2 separate regions of the Mus musculus genome follow, and region 1 is linked to region 2. The links are chromatin loops, found by intact Hi-C in ENCODE. Cell type or tissue: heart. All regions are shown on one strand. Each heading gives the region's core, and the rest is flanking DNA. Links, peaks and the distances in the headings are about the cores only.

Region 1 (10,104 bases), core at 1,912-6,911, 55 kb after region 2:
GCACGGTGAGAATGGCTTGGCATCAGCCCCCAGTGGGTAGGTGAAGTCAAATCCAATCAGTAACTTTGCCCCATTCTAGCTTTGGATGAAAATCCTGTCCATTTCCTTTCTTTTAAAAAATATTTATTTTATGTATATGAGGACACTGTAGCTGTACAGATGGTTGTGAGCCATCCCTCCGACCCCACTTGCCCCAGATCAAAGATTTATTTGTTGTTATATGTAAGTACACTGTAGCTGTCTTCAGACATCCCAGAAGAGAGCATCAGATCTCATTAGGGATAGTAGTGAGCCACCATGTGGTTGCTGGGATTTGAATTCAGGACCTTTGGAAGAGCAGTCAGTGCTCTTAACCGCTGAGCCATCTCTCCAGCCCTGTCCATTTTCTTTCTATTCATAGATAACACTGGAATATCTCTTGGGTGCACCGTGCACTTTGAAGCCAGATTCTGCTGGCCAGCACCCGTTAGGCTTTCTGTGCCTTGGTTGATGGCGACTCCTGCTTCCATAGCATCACTACACTGTGGCTTGGGTTGGATGAGTGATGTGGAAAGAAAGTATTTAACACCCAGCTGATAGATACCAAATCATGCACACTGCAGTGCCAAGCTGCCTCTAGGGGAAGGAAGATACATAGTTGTGCCTTTAGGGTGTAATCTGTGGCTTTGCACAGCTTCTCCTTCTACCCAAGAGAGGTGTTGGGAAAAACTGGCCTCAGAGGCTTCGGAGGAAAAAAAAAACAAGTGAAGGTAGATGTGAAATTCCTCCAAAACACATGTCTTTAAACAGAGATCACTTTTATTGGGGTCGCTTCATTTTAAGAAAAGGAAAAGAGACCAGGCAAAGAGAGAGACTTCGCTGGCAGAAGCCTGGGGTGGGTATGCGTTTCGGTCCCCATGTTAGGCAGAGGGGGCTCCTGACCACAGGCCCATCCCACTTGTTCCTGAAGACCAAGGTTATCTCCTCGGGCTGTTCGGGCTGCTCAGTGTACTTTCTTAAACACTTGCTTGCAGATCACACCCTCAGCTCTCATTTCCTGGAATAATAAAGACACTGGTTATTAGCTTAGAATTCATTGAAGCAACATTACACTTGAGAATCTTGGGACAGGGACTTGGAACATATTCAGTGGCTACTATTGTACTGTATGAGCTTCACTACGTCTTTAGGAAGTTGATAGAATGGGATCCACAGAAATGAGGCTCTCTGATCCTGTAGCAGGAGTTGGGTGAGAGAAGGAGTGGCTCTAAGTTGACCAATAGGAACTCTTGATGGCTCCCTTGTTTTTATTCCCTTAAAAAGCTAAAGGGCTTCAGGAATCCTTTAGGCCTGGAACAGTCTGTGCCCAGGCTCAAAAGAACTGAGCCCGGAGGCGTGGTTCACTACTTTGCCTCAGAGTAGTTCAAGAATTTAAGCCCAGACTGCCCACTGAAGTTCCCTGGAACTACCTTATCTCAGTGGGTGGACCCAGGCCTTCCCAGTCGTTCTAAGAGCAACCAAGACAGCCCAAGGTCAGCCCATAGAAGCAGCTCCTGTTGACTATGGCAGGGGTTGGGGGCAGTGGCAATCAAACTCTGCCTTCCAAGTTGTTGGGAAGCGAAGCTGGATATTTGTGTGACCATTACTAAACCTGAAATGGTGACAGAAGAATCTTGAAGCTCTTCGAGGATCAAGTGAAACCCCAGAGAACCTTCTGCACCCTGATTTGCAGCCTCTGGCACAGAGCCACGGGGCTAAAAGGTGAGGGGACACTGAGATCATGTCCACCCTGTTTGCAGCTAAGCAAACAGAGACCCAGGGAGTTGGCGGGTGAACCCCATGGCCCGGGGCCCCATGCAGCTGGCCTGCTCCTCTCGTTCCAGTTCTCCTCTCCTCCTCCACAGCTGCAGCTGTGGAGCTCAGGGGCAGTGGTAGGGCATTCTGAGATGAAGATGTGATAGCTGGGTCCTACCCAAGGCACCCAGTGAGTGGCCCAGGATTTAGCTCAAGGTCATCTGAACCTTGAGAGCGAGGCTCTTTCTGCAGGGAGGGTAGTTGGGGAGTTCCAGGAAGGAGGAAGGATAGAGACTTCCACCTCAGAGGACATGGGTCCTGGTAGCTCTCACGGAGCCCAGCCATCTTGCCCAGGCAGAAGGCAGAGTAGAAGTGGCTTTGCCCTGAGGCTGAGGGTAGAGAGGAGGACTGACTGAAGAAAGCCTTTCCTGGCCCCCAGCCTAAGGCGAGATCACACACTCCCGGTGAATTTCTGCTTGGCTCTGGTCCCATTGTGCACAGGATACATATATGTTATTTGGAAGTGCTTTGTGGAAGTGCAATAGGACTTGCCAGCGAGCCCCTCAGAGTTCCACGTCTTCACCATCAAAACAGGAAGCTGATTTTCTGTTCCAGAGAACACAAGGACCTTGACAGCTGCTCATACTACCACCTGCCTCTCCGCCTGCTCCCCCTGGCTGGACCTTGAGTCAGCCTAGACCTTGGAAACACATTGTATGGTTTCCAAGTCATTCAGGCATCTTCTGCAGAAGAGATACTTTAGAATAGAACCAATGCCTACCCAGTGCTCTTTTCCATTGTCCATTCACTCCCTCAGGGCATGAGGACTGCTGGGGACACAGCCTGGGTCCCCACCGTGGAACCTACCAGGTGAAGTTCATCACCCTCGATCCACTGCGTCCAGCCACGTCCCTCCTTCTCTCCCTTCTGCACACACTGGAGTTTGTCACCATCCCAGCTCACAGTGGTCTGCCAAAGCAAGAAACACAGTAGTCAGTCCTGGGGAAGCACCCACACCCACACTCAAGAGGACTGAAGGAGAGAGAGGCTCCTGACCTCAATAATTCAAGATGCGCTTACGGCAATTCTAGTGCAGAAAACTCACATCCTAATACTCCCTGCCCGCCACATGCTTTTATTAAAGTGTGCAGATCAGTTTTAAATTTATGAAAACCTTCATAAATTCCACTTAAAAGGGCAATTAGGACAGGGAGAACGTCATTGAGGCAGGGTTGTGAATGGGAAACAGGGAGGAGGGATTTCTGAGATATGCCAGTCAGGGCCTCGTCCCCTCATCTCTGTGAGGAGAACCCTGCCTATCCTAGACAGTTCATCTACTCAATCATTATTATTTCAACTTCTGCTAGGTCTTCTTTTTTTTTTTTAAAGATTTATTTATTTATTATATGAAAGTACACTGTAGTTGTCTTCAGATACACCAGAAGAGGGCATCAGATCTCATTACGGGTGGTTGTGAGCCACCATGTGGTTGCTGGGATTTGAACTTTAGACCTTCGGAAGAGCAGTCGGGTGCTCTTACCCACTGAGCCATCTCACCAGCTCTGCTAGGTCTTCTAATATCTACAAAACCCCACCCATGTCCTCAGAGAGCCTCCATCTCCTAGGGAGAAGGAGCTCAGATGTCAACAAGATGTTGGTCGACAGCCTCCTGTCTTCTCTAAGCCAAGTCTCAGTTTCCACTGTTATATCCTGCTGTATGGCCTGGAATCTCCTGTACATGTCCCAGGTTAAGAGACTTGCTCTGCTCATCTGAGTGGTGTGGACATAGGTCAGTAGTGCTCGGAAGCCCCCTCTTCTGATGTGCTATACAGCTTTATGTTGCTGGGGTTTCAGACCAGGGGCTTTGGGAGGTCAGCAGTAAGTTAAGGAAGGGGAGTCCAGGGAGGAAGAGACACTGGGGTGGGCTCCAGAGAGGAAGGCTGGACCCATAGGGGAAAGGTTCCTGGTGCTTTGTCAGGAGACAATGGCAGAGATGGGGGACTCTAAGTACAAATGCTCAGGACTTGAACTATGGGTAGAGTCCTCCTGTCCTGCCTGAGACCAGCCCACAGGCTGGACTCGATCTGATGGAACCTCACATCCCACCCTTGAGCCTCCACATCCTCATAGAGCATGGCGTGTCCTTCCAGATGCTGAGAGAGAAGACAGGCATCCCTGAGGGGTTTCTGTTTCTTTGAGCAGCCAAGACCCACCCAGGAACACGGGGGGAGGGGGGATCAAAAAATGGGAGCTCAATCTTGTCTCCTTAGCATGACCATTAAATAAGTGCCTGAGTCAACAGAACCTGAGCTGGGTGACAGATATGGCCAGGACATCTCCTACGTACCATGCCCACATCCTTTTGGATATACATCCTTGCCATAAGGGAAAGTCCTCATGAGCCCTGCCACCCACCTTTCAGCGGGAAGGACTCTGTTCAATCTTGCTCACTGTGTGGTTCTCAGTGACTTTAACATTCCCAGGATCCCCACATTCCCACCTGGCATGAGGGAGCCGACTCTGGGGCCTTGGCTTTAGATAGCTCAGGTTCTGAGCTTCCTGCATTGTCTGTCACGTTCAGCTCAGCATCAGGACAGTCAGTAAGAGCATAATGCAGATGTGAGGGAGGAAAACGCTGGCAAGGAGTGCAAAGTGAGGACTCCACTGGAGGCCCACTGGCTCCTTTCTCCTTGATGCCCTCCAAGCCCCATCTTTGCGCTTGCTGATCACTACTGCCCTCTGCTGTTGAGATGAGCCTGCAGTGAGACATTCAGGAGATGCCGGGGAGATGGGTCCTTTTCCAAAGTACAACAGTGTGAATTAGAGCTCCAAAAGTCATGTAAAAAGGCCAGTGCTGACCTCTGTTACGATACCAGGGCTAGGGAGATATTAGATATTAGAAGATCTTTGGGAGCCCAGCCTACTCTGTGAACCATAGGCTAATGGGAAACCGAATAGAAAAAAGAAAGGGAAAGAAGAGGAAGAGGAAGAGGAAGAGGAGGGGGAGGAGGAGGGAAAGGAGGAGGAAAGAAAGAAAGAAGAGAGGAAAGAATGAAAGAAGGAATGGAGGGGGAAGAAAGAAAGGAAAGAGAGAGAAAGAAAGGAGAGAGGGGTGGGGGAGAGAATTCCTAAGCCTGGCCTCTGGCTTCCACACACATGCATACATGCAACTGTACATGTAGATGAGTGTGTACACACACACACACACACACACACACACACACACACACACACACATACACACACACGAGGGAAAGAGGGAGAGAGGGAAAGGGAAAGAAAGGGGGGGAGAGAGAGAGAGAGAGAGAGAGAGAGAGAGAAAGAAGAAGGAGGAGGAGGAGGAGAGGGGAGAGAGAGGTAGAGGTAGAGAGAGAGCAAACTGGGTTGACATTTTAGAAGGCAGAGCACCTGCCCCACTAGCTAAGCCTGGATCCTCAGAACTAATATTTAAAAGCCACATGCAGTAGTACACATGTCTGCAATCCCAGTGTGACTCTAGAGGCAGGCAGGAGGTGGATAGAACTGTCTGAAACCAGTGGTCTCAGTAACCTAGCATAAGCAGCCATGAAACAAGAGAGACCATGGCTAAAACAAAATGGAAGGTGAGGACTACCACCGAGGTTGCTCTCTGACCTCCATGTGTGTGGCATAGCGCATGTGCACCTTCACAAATGACACGAGCAGACACACAGACAGACAGAAGTGAGGCAGGCATAGCCAGGGGTGCACCAGTATGCACACTGATCTCACTCCTGGAGGCAGTTCACAGTGAATGTGGGGCACAAGAAGCCTCGTGGCTCCTCTCCTTGATTCAGAGACGCACTTGGGGCACATGTGTAGCCTCAAGCCTGAGAAAGTCCAATGTAAGTCAGGTCAGAATACAGTACAGTCTGTGACTGACGAGACTGCGGTGGGCAAAGGCTGTTATGTCCCAAATGTGGCAAAAAGCAGTGCACAGGGTGTCATCCATGCCTGGCTTGGGATGGGGAGAGGGATGGAGAAATGAGTTCTCAGCTTCAAACAGTTCCTAAGAACAGGTAGTTTCCTGTGCACTCTGCAGGTGAAGGGCTCCAGACCCCATTGAAGCATGAACAGACTGGCTGGGTCTCAGCTAGGATCTACAGGGCATTGTCTTTTCTTCCATTAAAGCTGGCAGATTCATACCTTCTGTACTTAAAAGAAGAAATGCAAATGAGTCTATGTAACTTCCCTTCCTCAGAAATAACTGCCTAAAATTTTGGAGTACTTCTATCCAGTCGTCTATCAACATATCCATATATTTCTGCTTTTAGAAGATTAGGATTGCCGTCATGTATGCCTTTATGTCCTCATTTCTTTATTTATTAGAGGTGATTTCCACGTCCACAAATAGTAGCCATAAGCATGCTTTTCACTGTTATGCACTATGGAGAAAATGGCCACGTCATTTGCAAGAGCCAGAGGAAAATGAAAATGAGGGACTCTTATTCAAAAATAGTAATGATTTAAAGACAGCACCAGCAGAGCATCCAGACAAGTGAGGAGCCCCTCAGGGCCCTGGTGGTGTTTTACTGAACACACACTCCATTATTCAGCTGGTTACCTACTCTGGGACATTTGGGTATTTTATAATTTGAAACAGTATAAATAAGACTTCCTCATATACAAAGCTTTCAGCACATTATTTCCTCAGAACACATGTTCTGAGGAGGATCTGTCTGGTGGAGTTGTGTGCAAATTGCTAAAGCTTTTGACAACCATGCCAACTGGATCACCAGACTCACCCGTTTACCCTGTAGGACTACTGTCAGAGAATGGCCGTGACTGGTATATTCACTAGGTAAGGTGGGCTTCTGCCCCCAAGGCTGTGGTCATTCTTTCTAAATCCCATGGCATATCCAGATATAAGCAATAGTAATGCCTTAGCTCAGGGGGCTGTCTGGTGGTAGGCAGAATATCCATCACTGTGGTAGGAGGTCCAGGAGCAGATATATGCCTAATATACAGAAGTCTTTCTGAGAACCCTATACACAGGGAAGAGATCCCTCAGTTGGTCCTGTCAGTGTCCAAGCCCTTTCCTGGCCTCAACCAAGTTCCTCTTGATTCTTATCCTAGGTACCTTAGAGCACAGATTGCTCTCGACTATACTGGACATGGTAGGGCATCTGAGGTTAGAAAGGTTATGTGACTTTATCAGAATCACAAGGGCACTCCTGTTTCCCATGGCAGGGCACTTGGTAGACACCTGCTAAAGTCTTTGGAAGTAGGAAGATAGGTTTTGGTTCCACCACGTGAGAGGTTGAGGCAAGAGACTCACTATAGGTTTAAGGTCAGTCTGGCCTAGGTGGTATTTGTCTCAGTGACTCAAAGTCTGGTGTTCTATAGCAGCAGGAAAGGGGTGTGAGGAGCTGCGGGGAGAAGGGCAATCACTCGGAATGAAATGGAAGGCAGCTTTGGCTAACTTGGAACTCAATAGGTAGACCAGGCTGGCCTCAAACTCAGAGATCCAACTGCCTCTGTGTCCCAAGTGCTGAGATTAAAGGTATGTGCCATGCCCGATGGTAATTCCTTTTTTTAATGACACAAAAATGTAAATTTTTCTTACAACCTACTCTAGGATCCAAAAACACCACTTTGGCCTTCCTCTGAGGTCAGTAGCCAGCCATCTTTCAAAGCCTGATTCGAAGGGGTCTTGGCTGTTTGATTCACTTTCCTAGATTCACCCAATTAATCTGCATTTGGGGGTGGGGGACTTCAATCAGGAAGACATTCCTGATACTTTTCAAGTTTCAAAGAGAGGGGAGGCTGGTCTCTCTCTCTCTCTCTCTCTCCCTCTCTCTCTCTCTCTCTCTCTGTGTGTGTGTGTGTGTGTGTAAAACTGCTACCCTAGACTCAGAATCCCACCTTAGCTATGAAGACCAGATACAAGGACAAGGCAGTGGACAGTCACATTGTAATTTAGCTTCTCAATAGTACTTATTTCAACACCACAGGAAGGTACAAAGGGGCTGGAGCCAGGGCAGCTGCTTATACCCAAAGCCAGCCTAAGTTTTTTATTAAAAATGAACAATAATCCACACCTCTTTGGCTGTGTCAGCAGTTTCTGAACCATGTGCCAAGAGATGAGCGAAGACAATTTTATACTATTCTGACAAGGGACTGTCACTTCAAAAGCCATTATCTACTTCCCAGCCATTCAGAAATCCTAGCTGGCACTGCAGTCAGCAAGCTGGGGTGACCCTGTCCCGGGGATGTCTTGATGTTCCTTTGTCCCTTTCAGGTGACCAGTATTGGTTGTGACAGTCAGTGACCCCACATGACCTATAAATGCTGAGACTCAATGTGGCTCTCAGAAAACATGTGACATTTATTAAAGTTCCCACAATCTGCCACTCACTCACTCTAAGGACAGGGATGCCTCCATGCTTGTCCACAAAGAACTGCCAGGGTCTCCCTTGCTGTACCCGCCTCTGGGTCAGTCTTATCTCTGTGGGTTCAGAGGCAGGTCATAAGAGGAGATGCCTTTCCTATGGGGAGTCTTGTCTACAAGCTCCGGAGTCCAGTCTGACCCAGCTCTGACCCCAACACCCACACTCTTTAGATTTGGGGATAAAAATCAGAGCCCAGACAGTGAGTTGGTACTTCTTGTGTACAGCCTGTGAGTTGTTAAAAGATACAGATCTGCCTTGCCTCCTGCAGTGTGGTTTTAACACATGATTTTCTCTCGGAGGGTCTTCCCGTTCCTGTTAAGACAGCCTTTGGTGCTTGTATTAAACAAGCTGTTGGGCGGAGGGGTAGGAAAGCCATAAGTCCTAACACGTGAGACCCAGTCCTGAGAGCTTGCAACAATGTTTCATTAATCCGCAAGGGTTAGAGAGGCAAAAGATTCCTAAGTTTCTGTAATATTCAGCCTGCTGCAGGTGGGGCTGACGGCACTCAGTTCTGCCCCACTGGGAAGCGCAATGGGTAGGCAGTGGCTTCTCTTTGTCTAGTCCTCTCCTAAGGGAATTCCTTAAAATTACCCCAAATGAGCACATTTAGGAGAGAAAGCCAACTCACTGTGAGCACAGATGAAAACCAAATTAATAAGGCTTTAAAATGTTAATGAGTAACTAGAGACACAAAGACCACTAAAAACAGCCACTATGAATACATGTTGTCATAACAAGACCTCTGAGGGCACAAGAGAATTCAATGAAGACATTCATTTCTACCATGAAGATGTTAACAGCTAATGGTAACACAAGTCTTAGGATAAACAAAATGAAATATGTTCTGATTAATAATCTTGGCACATTAGTTCCTCCCCGCCCCCCCATAATCTTGGCACATTAGTTTCCCTCCCCCCCCAATCATTTTTAGAAAGGGCCTTGACTCAGGTTAGACCATTACAGTGCTAGGGCTACCACTGAGACTGAAGTTCTGAGGAGCAGGTGAGAGGCTGGGCTGGAGAATGTTAGAGGTCTGTGTCACCCAACCCTGTCCAGGCACCTGGAAGGCTTCCTGGTTGAAGTGACAGCATCATATCATGATCACCACCACCACAGTCACCATGGTGACCAGTACGGATACTCAGCAGGGTGCAGAGCAGGTTATGAAGCACCCTCACCTTGACTCCTCCAGACCCCGTGTAGTCTGAGGACTGAGGTCACCCAGCTGTGGAGCTGTCAGCGACTGTGCTCAGCATCTCCTGGGTTCAGCTGAGCCTTACATGAGGAGGACATGTAGCCTGGCTCTGCAGGAAACGGCATTCAGCAGCCATGGTCCAGCCCCCCTTGCAACCTCCTGCATTCCGGCTACTTGAGAGAAAGTTGAGGTAAAGGAAAGACAAGAAGAGAGAAACTTGCTGAAGGATGGTAGGTCCTGGGTAGTCGACGTGCTGCAGGTCTGAAAGGAGGTGGTTGCTCATCAGCCTGAGGCAGGGACAGCCCGGAGGAGGTATGGCCAAGTACAACTGGAATGGATGTGAGAAAGAGCCACAGGGTTCTGAGAAGGAAAGAAGTGGGCATGGGTGATGCATGCCTTTAATCCCAGCACTGGGGAGGCAGAGGCAGGCAGATCTCTGAGTTCGAGGTCAGCCTGGTCTATAAATTGAAGACAGTCAGGGCTACACAGAGGAAAGGAGGAGGAAGAAGAGGAGGAGGGGGAGGGGAGGGGAGGAGGAGGAGGAAGAGGAAGAAGAGAATGAGGAGAAGAAGAAAAAGAAGAAGAAGAAGGAGAAGGAGAAGGAGGAGGAAGGAGGGAGGGAGGGAGGAAGGGAAGAGAGAGAGAGAGAGAGAGAGAGAAAGAGAGGGAGAGAGAGGGAGAGGGAGGGAGGGAGGGAGGGAGAGAGAAGGGCTGCATGGAGGAGTG
Region 2 (10,104 bases), core at 2,118-7,117:
AACTTGGCGGACGGGGCATCTCTGAAGCCCTTCCGTGACTTCTCTATGTCTTACATGCAAATATATGTGTATTTTTAAGCTCTGAAAATTGAGCCTCCAACATTGTGCACGCTAAGCAAGTGTTACACCAGCGCGACACACCTCCATCCCTGCTTTTGTGTTTTTGATAAGGGGCTTTAAACTCTCTTAGAAACAAGTCGGGGTAAGAAGTGGGGATAACATGTGGTGATCCGAAGGGAAAGGGGGATCTCTGAGCCCTCGGAGTCAGCTTCATCTCTGATGTGTTTTTATAATCCTGCTCTGGGCTGGTGCAGAACCGGGCCCTTTGGGGCTCTTACGGCAACCACACCTTCCCCTGATGAATGTCAACTTTTCTTGAAGGTTCTGAGAATGATCCGAGTTGAGAAGTGGAGCCCTAGGGAATGAGAGTGTGCTGCACACAAAGCGTATGCCCCTGACAATCTGAGCATACACGTGTGTACACACGCAGCTCGTGAGGAGGGGTGGGGCTCATGTGCTCCTCAGAGTTAAAGGGTTCTATTCCTGTTAGAGGCAGTAGATGATCCCAAGGGCACCTGCTCTGAGCTGTAATTCTCATGGGATTAGACCTTTGTTCAGTCTCTAGTCAAATATATCTCATCCTACCAGTTGTGTGTGTGTGTGTGTGTGTGTGTGTGTGTGTGTGTGTGTGAAAGACAGAGACAGAGATGGAGATGGAGAGAAAGAGATTGCTATCCCTGGCTTTCTGTTACAGGCAAAGAGGAGACAAGGTATGGGTGAAAGGATCATTGTTCCCTGCAGTGATGTTAAATGATGATCTTAGGAGGGAGAATGAGAACGGTGGGGGGAGGGGTGGGCTGTTGACAAGTATTTTTAAGGATCAGGAAAGGCCAGAAGGACAGACATGACTTGCTTCAGGAAGAGGGAATTCTCTTGTCGGAGAGGAGAGTGTTAGCTTTCAAGAAGCCTCGCCTCACATCGCAAGGAGAAGGGAAACAAATCAAGAACTGATTAGCCTGGCACAGTGGCGAGATGCAAACCTTCGGAGGCAGATTTTCCCATATAGTTCTGGAGTCTGATGAATTAGCTTTCTGGACACAGTTTAGGAAAGGCTTATGGTCCCATCACCCCCAGAGCCCCACAGCAAGGGACCTAAAGTGGGACCTTCGGGGACTTACTCTTTCTTTTAAAAACTAATTTTAAATCTATCAAGTCTTTAGAGCCAAAAATCTCACATTGTTAGAACAATGGTCAGAGTTAAGGGTTAAGAAATCTGGATTTCTAACCTACAGGGTCACTCTAACACCTGTTAGCTAAGGGTGCCTGTTCCTGAGACTGGCACAGGGTCAATGGCATTAAAGGGAACCACTTAATAAGGGTCCCTCCTGCTTACAGCTGGCACTTGCTATAGCCAAACACTAAGGGAAGTAAAAGTGGCCAGAGAAGAGCATTTGAAGAGTTTCTCATTTACTCTCTATAGTCTCTTTCTTGGTAGAGGGAAAAGACTTCAGCTAGCCAATCGCTAATACTTCCAGCCCAGGAGAGGAACCAGAACAGAGTCCCTCGCTTTGGGAGAGATGTGGGACTTGGGAAGAGCTCCTAGAAGAACAAATTAGTGGCTTCCCCTGGGAAGAGGCAGCTCTGGTGAATGAGCAGAGACGGGTGGCAGAGCCTGTATCACTGTGTCGTCCCTAGCCCTTTGCTGGAGACGAGGGCTCATTTGCCAGAGACAATGTATTCAGCTCCATTCTTCCCTGTTTAGGAGCCCTGTAGCCAAGTCGGTACAGAGAGTACTGTGAATATCCAGCCTTGTATATACTACATGGGCGAGAGCAGTGCAGTCAGTGGCCACTGTAATATGTGGCAAACCAGGAGCCCTTCCATGCTTTCTGTATAAGCCCCAGAGCTTTGATGCTAAGGCTGAGGAAGGGCAGTATTTAAATAGGACTGAGATTAAGTCTCCCTTCTTCCTGTTTGGAGAACCCTGACCAGGTGTAGTTTGATTTGGACAACCAAACACTGGAACACGCAAGAAGTGCGAGGAGCGGGCCACTGGGCATCACACAGCAACATAGAGGAGCTACTGCTGCCTGTACGTTTCTTACCCCACATTTGCTTAAAGCGTAGCAGCCTCTGCTTTATTCACAAACAGCTGCTGTGGGTAAAGGCCGCCTACCTTTTCTTAGAGTCAAGGTCTCAGGCTCGAAGGTAACCCTTCACCTTCTGGTGAGAGTTGTTTTTTGAGTGCTTTCAGGGTTGACCAGTGCAAATACAGTAGCCCTCTCTCATCAATAACATGCGTGTTCCAAGAGCCTCAGTGTAGTCTCGGGTAGAATTGAACCCTATGTATTTTTTGGAACTAACGTGGCAAGCAAGTGACTGGTGGGTGGGTAATGTACACAGGGTGGATGGGCTGGAGGAAGAAATGACTAACGTCTTGGACAGGATGGAGCAGACAAGGGAGACTGCATCATGCTATTTATGACGCACACTTTAAACCTTGGGGTTGTTTATTTCTGGAATTCCCCATTTTCTGCTTTTGGGCTGCATGGCTAATGGAAACTATGGAAAGCAAGAGTGTGGTTAAGGGAGGGTTACTGCAATTCCAATACTGGAAGTATGGCCTGTGACCCCTGCAGGGCTTCCTAGGTGATGGCCCAGGAGTTAAGCCTCTGCTAGGACAGAAGCCACAACAGGCCACAGAGACTGGAGTTCTGACTTTAATGGGTCTACTGAGTTTTCTCTTTATTTCATCTGCATCACAATTTCCTGAAAAGAGATTTGGCCAATTGGATCATCCAGAAGTGAGTGTTACATGTCAAAACACCTGAATGCTCAGGGACTTCTTAAAAAAACAAACAAAAGTCAAAAACAAACAAACAAAAAAACAACTCAAAAAAAATCAAACACACAAACAGCAACAACAAAACCTAAAACAAAAAACCAAAACCCAAACCAAAAAAGCCCCAACTCAAAAAACAAAAAACAACAAACAAAACAAAACAAAAATCAAACAATCAATCGAACAAACAAAAACCCCAAACCAAACAACCCATCAGGTACCAGGGGGCCTAATCTTTTCTTGGGCAGAGCTGTCTCAACATGGCTGCCTCTTTACACCCAGGCAAACTGCTTGGCTGAGCTCTGCAGTTATCCATTCCCAGGACATCCTAACTTGCTCTCTTTCAGCTGCTTGCTCAGCCTTGTAATCTTAATTTCTCACATGATCTGAGGCCCCTGCTCCCTCCCTTCCCTGCCTCTCCCTACTCTGCCTTTCATTAATTACTCTTCACCAACCTCACTAAGTCCATTCTGACCTGCTGAGCCTTCCCGGGTGTGTTGCGCTGCCAGAAATTCAACCTCAGTGAAAAAGCCACCCAACCAGAAGTACCTTGACATGTCGGCCGTCCAGGCCCTTTGTGTGTTCGTCAAACTCCACCCCGACGGTGAAATCCAGGTCGTAGTTGCGGAACGTGCTGTTGGTTTTCGTCTTGAAGTTATCACCGTCTTGAGTGATGATCTTCGTCTGAGTCAGACGCACTGCGATCTTGCGGGTGGCAAAATCAATATCTGTTGGCAGAGGGAGTAGGGAAGGTTATGATGTGTGCAGCCAGACTCATTCATTTCTTTAACAAGGCAAAGCGCTCAGGACTGGATACACAGATGGAGGACACGCCACCTTTCTTTACATATTCGAGAAGCAAGAGTTAGTTGTCTTACACACCGCTCTATCATGGGCTTGATTATTCTGACCCCTGCCCAGTTTTGCTCCGTGTGTTCCCCACCAGAACCAGCCTTAGGTCTATGCTCATAGTGCATGCTCAAATAATATGGATTTGTTAATGGAGGTGCGTGGTCTGGGACAGTAATTGCTAAAACCAGGACCCTGACCACCACCATCATCATCATCATCATCATCATCAGCAGCAGCAGCAGCAGCAGCAGCAGGAACAGCAGTGAAACAAGGAAACCCATTAGAAGTGTACATCCTTCCCATTCACTCTGTGTATGCTACAGTTTAGAAACCCCGGCACAAAGGGGGCGGGTCAGTCCCAGTTTCCCCGGTATGTGACCTTGCCAAAGCTTCTTTCCTTTCAGAGCCTCAGTTTTCCCCTGGGTGGGAAACAAGGACGGAAAAGCTCATTTCCTATCGTTATTGTGGCAAGGAGCCAGCAAGCTTGATGGGAAAGGCTATACAAGGTACCTAGGTGCTTACAGGTCTTCACTGCACACAAGGCTCCTTTGTTGTCTTTGTCTGTTTGGGTTACACGGGGACCAGATCAGCTTAGCCCAGAGAAAAAGTTTCAGAGCATATTTATGTATCCCTACAGCTACCAGATCCTACAGCTGTACCTGCCACTGGGCCCTTTATCCAGTCTGGTGGGACATTTACGGGCTGGGTCATCTTCCTCCCTCTAGTTTGCTTGGTCAGTGGTGTTTGCTCAAGCTCTCCATGCTGAAGTCCCAATTGTTCTCACAGGGCTTCTGCAGCCATTATTAGGATGCAGGAAAAGGATGCCCGTTACCCAAATGAAAGAAAGGGGAGTACCCCAGGCAAATGACTGCAGAAGAATGGAAATTGTAGAGAACAAACTGTTCTTTAGCGAGCAAATCTATATTTGCTCTGTGGAACTAGAAATCTTGGCCCAGAGAATTTAAAAGGTGGGGCTCAACATCACAGTGTCCCTATAAATGTAGCCTGTTCGTCATTTGTAGCTAAGGCTCCCCAGGAAAAATTACTGCTTGTCCTGGGCTGCCTAGAAAAGTGAATCGCAGCAAAAAAATTATTGCTTGTCCCGAGTTGCCTAGAAAGGGATGGCAGCAGAATCGGCCAGCTGCTGAGAGCACGGGTGTGTCCTGGAAACAGCAGCGGAGTCAATCTTCCTGACAAGGGCTGGGAGAGTGCTATTAGAGCCCCTATGCAAATGGAAGTGAGCACTGCTTCGCCTCCAGATTGAAAAATGACTTGGCCTCTTGGCCACCCTTTAGCGTTTGCACAAGCCAGTTAATCATGTCACCTCTGCTCCACCCTGGGGAAGGAAGCCAAATTCTCTGCTGGTGGATTTCTTGTTAGATATTTCTAATCAAAAGGGTTTAAATGTAGCTGTAGAACACAAATGTGTGTGTGCACACACACACACAAGTACTTTCTCTTTGAACTTTGCAGAGGAAACTGTTTCCGGATATGATATTTTAACACTAGCGTTATCAGGTTTGTTTTATCTGCTTTTCTATATTAAAGGTACCTCCGAAGCCTGATTTATAGCCAGGTGAAGTGAATTTCTAGCTCAGGAGGAAGGGTCCAGAGACAAGCTACTTCTGAATAATATACATGGCTTATGGCTGCTGCTGCGGAAGAGCAAATCAACGCCTGCGAAGTGACTTCATTAAGCACACTTTTCATAACTGCCTTTTGAACAATGCAAGCCATAAACCTGAAATACGAGCACGCTACTCGACATTAAAATGCCTTGTAACGTGCTTGCGAAGAAAGCTAAGGTTGCAAGCTAAAAGGGCAGGTGCACTTTTGTAAATTAAAGAGCAGAGATGCACAGGGTTCCATCACAGGGAATCTGAGAGCTGCTCCAGCACGGCCTCCATGGGCTTTGAACCTGGACTCCTTAATTCCCAAATCATCGACACTTCCAGGCAGTAAGGGGAAGCCAGGTGGAAGAGCAATTTTCTCTTTTTTTTTTTCCATACCATTTCCTCCTCCAGAGGACACGTTTAGAAGGGAATTAGACTGGCCCCTGCCTGTCTCTTCCTTCACTCCTCCCTGGCTATTGCGATCAGGCTTGTGATTCCGGGATTGCACCCTGAAACGTTAGTTCAGTGTCCTCGACTGGGATAGAGGTCAGGAATATAAATGTCCATCCAGACCATGAAAGTGAGGCCAGAGGAGGGGGAAGCATACATCATTGTCACCTGGCCTTTGCTGCCTCAGTACTTTCCCATTTGAAAGTCCAACCAGGTATCACGTAGGGCAATTAAGACTCTGATCCCGAGTGACCTTCTTACGGTGTTTCTGAAGATGCTGTCTCTCCACTTTGGATATTCCCATTGTCCCATCTAGCTCTGCTCAGAATGAAGGCCCCTCCCACCTGGCACCCTCACCCTATTTAGAACAGTAAGAAAGGGTTAGCCGGTTGTTAGAAGACCCCTGCCATTTCCTAGTCCCACGTGTCCCTAGGAAATTCCCCTAGTTCTCTGGAATTCCAATTCCTCATCTTACCAAATGGAAAACATCCCTTCAATCCTCAGGCCCAACTCCAGGCTCCAGTTTTTACATGTCCATATCTATGATAGGCTTGGATGTGTAGTGATTATATGAAGCCAAAATAGGAAAAACAGAATTCTTGGTCTAACCTCTGCCTATCTCTCCATCCTCAGCCTCTTATCTTCCAACTGTCTGAATACTACCACACCCCAGCCTTCTTGTCGTCTACTTTTTTTGGACCCACACAAATCATTTGCACTTACTGTCCCTTGCTTTGGGGACACATCTCAGCTTCAAGCTCTGGCCTTAAGCACTGTCAACTCTTTAAGTCATCTCCCTTGACTTTTGTCATGCTTCACACATTATTCTTTTCTCTTTTCTTTAAAACACTTGCATCACCTAAAGTCGTCCCCCACAGTGTCTGGTGTTCTCTCAGTAGCCCTGTCTCCCTCCCACCAGCCAGGAGATCAATTCTACCAGGGTAGGGGACCATCCTCTTATTAGCCACACCATCACCAGTGACCAGAAGAGTTCCTAGTGTGTTGTAGGTACTCAATATATTGTTGGAACCTGAGTTGGTTAAAAAGAAATAGTGAATACATGACGATAACATGTGCACTGGTTACCACTGACAGTCCACCGAAAGCTTTTGGGTTTTTTATCCGGTGCCTCACAAATGTAACAGAGCAGGAAGAAAAAAACCAAAAAACAAAAACAAAAGCTAGAATGGGATTTCTCACTTTGCAGATGTTCAGGAAATATTTTCTGCTGAGAGCGTTCAACAGGGGCTGTCTGATTTCTGTCTCTGGGGATACCCCTTTCCTGGTGCTGAGTTTACTAGAAACCTACCAGGCTGTTAGAAGTAAACATTGTTTTTTTTTTTTTTTTTTTAAGTCTGTGTGTATTGCTTTAAATGGAAAAAAAAAGTGGCCCTCACCATCTTTCAGGAATTGAGATAAGATTTTATTTTCCAAACAGGGACAATGTATAGAATAAAAGGTCGTCAAAATCGGATCCTGCCCAGCTACTTTTAGGATGCAACCCTGTCACCATCTCCACTGACGAGGTTACCAGATGGTTATCTGTTTTCAGGGCTGCCTCTTCCCCGTGTCTTTGCTACCCAGTCTCCATGTCTACTCTCCCCTCCCTGCTCTGCTATCCCCATGCCTATCCTTCTTGGCAGTTTCCCCAACTTCCAGGACCATTCAACCAACCCTTCCAATTCCGTGCCATTGGAGGCAATAAATGGCTGCCTGAGTTAGTGTGGTGACCTCATAGACTTCTGCCCTGGAGGCAGTTCGCTGTCTTTGGAAGATGAAGTTCACTCGTGGTACACTGTGCTAAATATCCTCATGTTTCTTAGACTCTCTTTTCTCCTTCCCCTTCAGCTCTGAATAGACAACTCCTTTTGGTATCTCATGTCTATGACTCTGCACATGAACATGGCCAGGCCCGACTCTATCTCTGCTTGGATTCTTTTACATTCTCTAATACCCTATCCTGAAGGATTTGGAAAGTCTTCACTGCTCCTCTACTGGGGATATTTTAGCTCTGCTTTCCATTTAGTAACTCTGGACATTTATTGGCCAAGGTCTAAGATTATCTGGTGTCCCATCTATGACAGACTGTATTTTTCTAGTTGGCTCTATCCTATCCTATCCTATCCTATCCTATCTGTCTTACAGTGTGGCTTTAATATTCTTCTCTCAGAGGAGTGAGATCTCTGGAGTGCCCTATGAATAGAGAAAGGGAATGTACCACTTGGACCAATAGAACACACTGAAAGAAACACCTAGTGGTTTCTGACAGTGGCTCACAAAGACCATGCACCACTGCCTCCCCTCTTTGGGCACAGCCACATGCTGTGAAAATCCCCATATCACATGGGGAGACCATGTAGATGTCCTTAGCCACAGCTAAGTAAGGTCTCAGTCACCAGCCAGTATCCCCTAGCTAGAGTGGAAATGGCTTCAAGAAGGCTCCATCCCCAGCCACTATCCCCTTGTACTGGATGAGAGCCCTTAAGCAACAACCACCAAGGAGATCCACTCAACCCTACATCAATGAGACATAACTGAAGATGACTGTACTTAGATGGCTATACCTACTTCAGACACGATCAGTTTTTTACAAAGTCACAGCATTTGGATGAGACAATCTTGATGCTCCGCACCTGCCTGATCTCCTCAAGAGCAGAGCAACTTGGGTCCTACTGCAGATGGTACATTCACTGCTTCTAGAAGCAGGTGCTGATGTCTCATTGTGGCAGCTAGGTGAGTTGGCAAAGTTGATGGACTCTGCTCCTGTCTCTGTCAGGTGATCTTTTTATAGCTCTGCCTGGCTCTTCTTTGGAATTGAAGAAGTCTCTTCCACTCCTCTGTTTTCTGGTCCAAAGGAGGACTTCAGGGCATGACAGAGCCCTTGAGTGATAGGCCTTGAAAAAGCTGATTTCTTCAGGATCAGAGATAATCTAGCAAAGACTTGAGAGCCCAAGGCAGGAGAAGAAGCACCACTGAACCAGCCTGGACACTCACCCTTGAGCTCTTAATGACTTTATTAATTTGAGGTAAACTCAAAGGTTGCTGTGACATGTCATTCTGCTGAGGTCAGTACCTGAGTCATGTGTAGAGGAGAGCATTATCGAGTGAGCCACTGGGCTATTGACAAAGCCAGGGTTCTGTTCAGGGCAGCATCGCAACAAAGTCTCCCTCCCTACAGCACAAAGAACCAGCGCCCCCCCCCCCCCCCCGAGAAAGCCAGTTTCCTCATTGATGGACAGAGTTAAAGTCCTAGAAAGTAATGGTTCATAGGCAGAGAGCAATGTCACACCTGATGGTATATACACATCTGGGGATTTGTAAAGATCTCTGCCATGTTCATCTCAAATGCCAAGTACACAAAAGGGCACCAAAGGCAAGCCTCATTGATTTCCCAGTCTTGGGAAAGCAATCTTGCCTTTAAGTTGGGTGTGTCAGAAATTAAACAGATCAGTGGAGCTGCTTCTGGCTGGTTAGACTGACAGGGTGGCCACTCCTCATCTGCTTTTGGCTGAGTCTCTTGATGTTAATCACTGCCAGCCCCACCCTGTTCTTGGGTAGTTGAAGGAAACCAGGTGTCCTGCCTCCGTGCTGGGAAAGTGAGTCTGCATGAGGTATTTTTGTGCAGAGTATTGTGGTGTCATCAAGGCAGGGCAAGTCCTTAGAACCCTGAGAACTCTATCAGCATCTGGGCAAAGCAACACAAAGACACCCACATTCTGTGTTTAGCTAGAGCTCTCCCCCGTGGTTGTCAGCTCAGTCCACAAAGTGCCAGATGCCCCTCTACACAGCAGAGGCCTGCTACCAAGAGTTGAATTAGTCTGCTCCTTAGAGTGAAATCAGTCTAACATGATGCTCGAGGGCACACTATTCCTAAAGCTCAAAGAGACAGCAAGCAACAGATGTTAAGGACTAGGCACATCAACCCAGACATATCTAAACGTCACAGTCACAACTTGTAAGTTCCTTATGGCCACTGAAGTGCAAGCTTGTGTAAAAGAGGAAGCCAGAGGTAGAGAGAGGGTTTCTCGAGGTGAGATAATAGCCTCAGTGGAGGATGGCAATGTTTGCCTTCCACCTTCAGACTGAGGCGTTGGCCTTTGGGAGTCTATCCAAGGGGCCAGACACTAAAGTGGACCTGGATGTTATCTCTAAAGTCAACTAGGAACTATTTTTGTGGAGTGTTATCGTTGTGTGTATGTGCATGGGTGGTAGGTGTGGGAGTTGGTGGCATGCACGTGCTATGGTGTGTATGGGGAAGTCAGGAGATAGGTTTTGAGTTGGTGTTTTTCTTTCCATTATGGGTTTCAGGGATTAAAGTCAGGTCCTGGGGCTTGTGTACCCAGAGAT

What was found. Hi-C counts contacts between places; a loop is a spot of excess contacts. Peaks named below come from ENCODE experiments on the same cell type or tissue, not always from the same donor. Only the 100,000 strongest peaks of a DNase experiment are listed, where the experiment ranks them.
Region 1: it touches region 2 in a loop (2.3-fold over the local background); 4 of 42 quality-filtered maps call a loop at or near these places.

What each region holds. Positions count from the first base shown.
Region 1 is chr9:98,437,228-98,447,331 of GRCm38, reverse strand. It overlaps Rbp1 (retinol binding protein 1, cellular), which reads right to left. Exons shown (of 4, transcript NM_011254.5): 3 at 2,641-2,742; 4 at 781-1,036. The coding sequence ends at 983. Among named protein-coding and RNA genes, the nearest start is that of Rbp1, 19 kb to the right of the region's middle. In heart, for the core only: a CTCF peak has its summit at 4,516 (motif pointing left); no DNase peak of the experiment used is centred there.
Region 2 is chr9:98,492,182-98,502,285 of GRCm38, reverse strand. It overlaps Rbp2 (retinol binding protein 2, cellular), which reads right to left. Exons shown (of 4, transcript NM_009034.4): 2 at 3,392-3,570. Among named protein-coding and RNA genes, the nearest start is that of Rbp2, 6.7 kb to the right of the region's middle. In heart, for the core only: no CTCF peak of the experiment used is centred there; DNase peaks (open chromatin) are centred at 4,085 and 4,915; H3K27ac peaks cover 465 bases.